Regions from separate parts of the Homo sapiens genome. Here region 1 is linked to region 2. A link is a contact called in ENCODE Hi-C or POLR2A ChIA-PET data. All regions are on one chromosome and are shown on one strand. The core of a region is the stretch at or near the end of the contact, and the rest is flanking DNA. Distances in the headings are between cores, read along the strand shown. Region 1 overlaps SV2B (synaptic vesicle glycoprotein 2B). Region 2 overlaps SV2B (synaptic vesicle glycoprotein 2B).

Region 1 (3,167 bases), core at 596-3,095, 48 kb after region 2:
CAAAAAACAAAAACAAAAACAAAAACAAAAACCGGTGCCTGGCTTGGAGTAAGTGCTACACAGACGTTAACCATTATTTAAATTATTATGACATTTTTTCATAAATTAACTCAAGTTATAAATTTTATGGAAAATTCCTCAATGGGATATTTTCTCAATTCTAATGCTTCTAAAATATCTGAAATATGGGACCAATGCTTTTCCTGCCATTTTTTTAAAACTTCTATTTTAGGTTCGGGGTACATGTGCAGGTTGTTATAGAGGTGAACGTGTGTCACGGGGGTTTGTTGTACAGGTATTTTGTCACCCAGGTATTAAGCCCAGCACCCAATAGTTATCTCTTCTGCCCCCTTCCTCCTCCCACCCTCCACCCCCAAGTAGACCTCAGTGTTGGTTGTTCCCTTCTTTGTGTTCACAAGTTCTCATCATTTGGCTCCCACTTATAAGGGAGAACATGTACTGCAAACATTTATTAAGAAGCACGATGAACAGAAATGCTCCAAATGAAAGATGTTAAGGGTCACAGTGAGTCTCCCGATCTTCCATCCCCGCCGACTCTGTGATGGCCTGTAGTGCTCCCGCTGTGCTGCGGGTGTGGAAGCCACACATTGGTGAGGCTTCTGGGTGTACTTGGCTCAGTCCTGCCACCCTGCCCCTGCTGCCTCGTTCCATGGCCAGAGGAAGTCTAAGCTTCTCTCCGAGCTGCTGCTTATTTCTGGAAGATGTTTCCATGGTCTTCTGTCTCTGCCTCCAGTCTCTGACTCCACATTGGCTGGATTGGTTTTTGCACTACATCAACCTGGCCTGAAACACGGGCATACACAAGCACATCCACAAAGACACGGAGACACACATAGACATAGGCACACATACAGAGACACACAGACACAGGGACACACGGACACACATGAACACAGACACACAGACACAGAGACACACAGACACAGAGACACATGGACACACATGAACACAGACACACAGACAGAGACAAACAGACACAGGAACACACGGACACAGACACATGGACACACATGAACACAGACACACAGACACAGGAACACACGGACACACAGAGGCACACATACAGACACACATGAAGACAGACACACAGACACATTAAGACAGACACAGATGCAGAGACACACAGACACAGGAACACAAACACAGAAACACACAGACACACATTAAGACAGACACACAGACACAGGAACATACGGACACACAGGGACACACACACACAGATACACATTAAAACAGACATGTAGATGCAGAGACACACAGACACACATTAAGACAGACACACAGACACAGAGACACACACAGACACAGACACAGACACATATTAAGGCAGACACAGGAACACAAACACAGAAACACACAGACGCACATTAAGACAAACACACAGACACAGGCACACACAGACACACAGAGACACACACACAGACACACATTAAGACAGACACACAGACACAGACATCACCCATACCAAGCGTTTGGGTTGAATGGACTTCCCGAACATTTGTGAACAGAGGAATTACATCGCAGAGTGCAGCCTTCTCCTTCCTTTCTCCGTGCCCCTCCTCCCTTTCAGTCTCTCCACCTCCTTTCCTCTGCCTTCTCTCTATTCTTCTCCCTTTCGAATAAAACAGTTCCTCCTTGCTTATGCACAGTAGGTTACTAGTGTTTTAAATCTGAGAGTGTCTTTCTGGGATTTCCCCATGCCTCGAGCAGTTATTAACAGATTTATTTCAAATGCACACAGACTGTCCCAGGAGCAGTCCTGCTGGATAATTCCTTCCCACCCTGTTCTGCCTGTCTGCCCTTGCCTGTCCCAGGCACGCTGTCAGCTCCTCCCCACTTGCGTCTTACTCTAGGGTGTCTCGTACAGAAGGTTCCACGCAGTGGTGCTTAGCCAGGCGTTTCCTAACTGTTGCTTCTGGAAGGACTCCTTCTACACCAACCAAACAGGCCCCACTGGGAGCCCCATTTTTGGAGAAGTGATCCCACATTCTCTCCTGACGATGCATTCTACTGTGTGAAGAGAGAAACTCTGGCACATTAAAATTTTAGAGAGTTTATTTATGGAGACAGTGATTCATCAGTCAGGTAGCTCACACTGGAAGTGGGTCAGGGCTTTCCCTAAGGAGCACGAGGGAGAGGCTTTTATAGGTCGAACATGGAAGCAGAGCAGAGAAAGCATTTGCTGGGTTAGAGTTTGGGCCATTGCCTCATTTGGATTATTCCAGTGGGAAGTTCAAGATAATACAGCCAGTGTCCACTCAGCCAACTGGGATTGGCTGAGCTTGTTTCATTTTCTTTAAAGTTCTGAGTTAGGTTTCTGCTTGATGATGTGGGAACCCAGGGCATTAGAGCCACCTCCGTTGAGTGGCCTCCCATTTAGTTATTTTAACAGATATAACTGCCTAATGCTGAAGAATGAGATCTTAGCCAGGAAATAAATAAAAATGCCAATTTTCAGACACAAAAGCCTTTTACAACAGGATCAGAGTTCCTCATTTTCGGGGTGGGAGTGCACCCGGAGGAAGGATGTGCAGGCAGAAATCAATGTGCGGAGAGTTACAAAATGTTGGAGTTGGTCTTATCCCAGCATGCGTGCCAGTTACTAAGCTCTGAGGCATAACTTCTGCTTTTAGTTTTAACCCAACAGGAAGAAGGACTTAAAAAGGTTATGGGCTCAGTATTCTATACTGACTTGATGATTATATTAATGATGTAGAAGTAAATGGCTGGATGGGCCAGAAAAAGAAATGAAAAAAGAGAGACAACCAGAAAGTGGTAACTGACCTTAGAGAGCCAGCCTGTGGTTGGCGGTCAGGGGCGGGTACTCAGCCCAGCTTGAAGGTGTTACCTGTTTTACTCCTGTGCGTGTCCCATCAGCAGACGTGCTCATAGATGTATTCAGTGGCCTGGAGGGAGAGCTTAGGGCAGTCACACTCTTAGTTGATGCCCATGCCGTGAGCTCTAGGTTTTACCAGCCCTGTTGGCTGCCTCACAAACTCACAGTGAAACCTTTGGAAGGAGAAGGAGTTGAAGCATTCGGCTGAGAACCCACGATCTGCAGGGCTGGGGGAACACAGGCCATATTCTAATTTAGACTGAATCATAGACAATTGTTCTAATGAATCGTAAATTAGAGTGAGTAATTA
Region 2 (2,990 bases), core at 219-2,718:
GAAGTAGGATTGGCAAGCTGCCCATAATTGGTCTTTGTTAGGGCTTCCTTCCCCATTCCACTGGCTCACTTATTTAAGTGTTCCCCAAACAGTTGTGGGGGGTGTGCTTGACTCCTTAGTCCATGGCTATAGCCACAGTGGTTCTCCTCGTTCTTTCTGCTCCTCAATGCTGCCTTCAGGAGCAAGCCTTCTGCCATCTGCCAGGCAGTTCTGTTTTGGATAAACTACAAGAGACGCTGCTCAGTGATTCTTGATTCTGTTTACCAGTCGTACTGCAGGCTGGGACCATTGTTGCTGACCCCAGGGCTGCAGGGTAAACGGCCTTCGCAGGCATCCCATAGCTATCCCACATCCGGAGCGCTGCCTGCAGGAGGGACAGGTTCTGTCTCCTCTTGGAGAGCTCACATTCCTTCGTCCAGGAGTCTTTGTCCTTGTGGTTGGGCATCTCCACAAGTCCAAGCACCAGCCCCTCATCCCCTTCCCTACCAGCTTAGCTCCTGCAAAGAGCTAATTAACTCTCTGAAGGCTTGGGTGAGGTCTTCTTTGGCCTTGCACTTGAATCACAATGAAACTGTTTCCTGGGGTAAGAACTTAGGCCAGAGGTTCTTGACTTTGAGTGAGCACAAAAATTACCCTGGGAGCTTGGAGATAAAGTGGATTTCCCTCCTCCTTCTGTTTTAGCAGTTTTGGAATGGGAGCCAGGCGTCTGCATTTAGCTAACACCAGGTGATTCTCTCCTGCAGGTGGTTTAAGGATCACACTAGAAAACAAATACGGGCTAGGTTTTGGAACACAGAGGAACAGAGAGAGAGAGAAAATACACTTTTCAGGGGGGAATTGGCAAACATTAACATCTTAACTGATCATCCTGCCAGAAATATTTGCATAGTATAAATACATATTCATATAATATTATGGATACTATTAGTATAACCATAAATACATGATCTACCTAGCATTTTTACCTGGTATTATAGTGTCATCATTTTCTCTTTTTTTCTTAAAAAGTCATTCAAAAACATGTTTCTTATATTCCCATAAGATTTAGCTGTATAAATATCTTAATATTTATTTACCTAACCCTTGTTATGTGACGTATGGCTTGTTTTCAAGGGTTGATGTAATAAATAATGTTTTGATAAACATACTTCTCCATAAATTATTGTTCTGCATTTGTATTTAAAACTAAAAACCATTATGAAAATTCAGACTAAGTCTGATGTTACTTTGAAGTATTTGGTATTACTTTAAAGTATTTGTTTTTTTCTCCAGCAAAAAAATTCGCAGGGTTTGGTTCTTATTTCATAACCAATTGTTTCTCCCACCTTGAAAACTAGCTTTCTGTTTTAACAAAATAGAAAATAGATGGATGATTCAGCTTAGAAGAAAGAAGTATTTTTAATATAATACTCATGAACCAACACTGTTGTAAGTGGGGCGAGTGCAGCAATTGTTGGAAGCCTCAAAGAACACTGTCTCCCATGCCAGCCAAATAAGCCCTGGTATTTTCAGCCCACGGGTTGATGTAATCTACCCCAGAAACATCAAGCAGGGTATTTCAGGAAGCATCACAGGTGGTTAAAACATATTTTATGGTCAGAAAGTTGATAACAAGTAACTCAAGCAGTCAGTCGGTAGAACCACTGCACCCCCAGCAATCTTAGCTGGGAACTTGTGGATGTAAATAGAAGGACTACAGGCAAGTGAGAAAGTAAATGGCTCTGTGTGTGTCCAAAGAACTGAACTTTTAATTTAACTTGTACATTTTCTTTCTTTTCTTTTTTTTTTGTTTTTTTGTTTTTTGAGATGGAGTCTTGCTGTGTTGCCCAGGCTGGAGTGCAATGGTGTGATCTCGGCTCGTGGCAACCTCCACCTCCCAGGTTCAAGTGATTCTCCTGCCTCAGCCTCCTGAGTAGCTGAGACTACAGGCATGTGCCACCACGCCCAGCTAATTTTTATTTTTAGTAGAGACGGGGTTTCTCCATGTTGGTCAGGCTGGTCTCGAACTTCCAACCTCAGGTGATCTGCCCGCCTCGGCCTCCCAAAGTGCTAGCCACTGTACCTGGCAATTTAACTTGTATTTTTTTTTTTTTAACAAAAGTAAAGCATAGCATTAAACCAGTTCATCTATTTATTCAAGGCAGGGACATTCTGTCTCATGGGCCATTTTCAACATCAGCAAGGCACTGAATAACTACCTTTTTTTTTTTTTTTTTTTGAGACCGAGCCTTGCTCTGTTGCCCAGGCTGGAATACAGTGGCACGATCTCAGCTCACTGCAACCTCTGCCTCCCAGGTTCAAGTGATTCTCCTGCCTCAGCATCCTGAATAGCTGGGATTACAGGTGTGTGCCACCACGCTCGGCTAATTAGTGGGGATGGGGTTTCGCCATGTTGGCCAGGCTGGCCTTGAACTCCTGACCTCAGATGATCTGCCCGCCTCAGCATCCCAAAGTGCTGGGATTCCAGGTGTGAGCCACCGCGCCTGGCCCTGAATAACTATTAACTGTGTTCATTAAGCAAACATTTTTTGAGAATCTTCTATGTTCAAGACTGTTTGGTTTTGGTGATTCAAAGATAAGTAAAATTCAGTGCTTTATCTATCTTGGACCTGCCCACAATCTCCTGGCAGAGAGAAACACATAAACAAAGAGACACCAATAATTCCAGTATAATATGATAATAGAAATATGTGTGCAATGCTATGGGACCTCTTGGAGTAATTCTGAACGTTTGGGGGGAGGGGGAAGGGATAGCATTAGGAGATATACCTAATGTAAGTGACGAGTTAATGGGTGCAGCACACCAACATGGCACATGTATACATATGTAACAAACCTGCATGTTGTGCACATGTACCCTAGAACTTAAAGTATAATAATAATAAAAAAGAATAAACAGCCACCAAACTGCCAAAACAAATGGCTAATCAGCTTGTAAATGTTGCTCTTAACTTGAAAGAGACATTATCCTGTCATATTCTAATGTAATA

What was found. A loop is a pair of places that touch in the nucleus more often than their neighbours do. ChIA-PET counts read pairs that join two places held with the same protein, here RNA polymerase II (POLR2A). Pooled maps may share reads with other maps.
Region 1: a loop to region 2 is called in a map of gastrocnemius medialis, with 8 times the contacts of the local background. The contact joins two enhancer-like sites. A Hi-C loop is called at or near these places in 11 of 168 maps with a recorded cell type or tissue (Calu3, K562, MCF 10A and 7 more), 6 of 37 single-sample maps with no recorded cell type and 18 of 50 pooled maps. POLR2A ChIA-PET finds 5 or more read pairs at or near these places in 3 of 52 experiments (GM10248, HEK293 and WTC11).

Annotation. Positions count from the first base shown.
Region 1 is chr15:91,262,251-91,265,417 of GRCh38, forward strand. The region is part of intron 6 of SV2B (synaptic vesicle glycoprotein 2B); the gene reads left to right. Among named protein-coding and RNA genes, the nearest start is that of SV2B, 160 kb to the left of the region's middle. Within about 2 kb of position 1,846, at least 14 of the 41 ENCODE cell types and tissues checked have a DNase peak (open chromatin) inside an H3K27ac peak, as active enhancers do; they include gastrocnemius medialis, where a contact is called at or near this core.
Region 2 is chr15:91,214,688-91,217,677 of GRCh38, forward strand. The region is part of intron 1 of SV2B (synaptic vesicle glycoprotein 2B); the gene reads left to right. Among named protein-coding and RNA genes, the nearest start is that of SV2B, 120 kb to the left of the region's middle. Within about 2 kb of position 1,469, at least 2 of the 41 ENCODE cell types and tissues checked have a DNase peak (open chromatin) inside an H3K27ac peak, as active enhancers do; they include gastrocnemius medialis, where a contact is called at or near this core.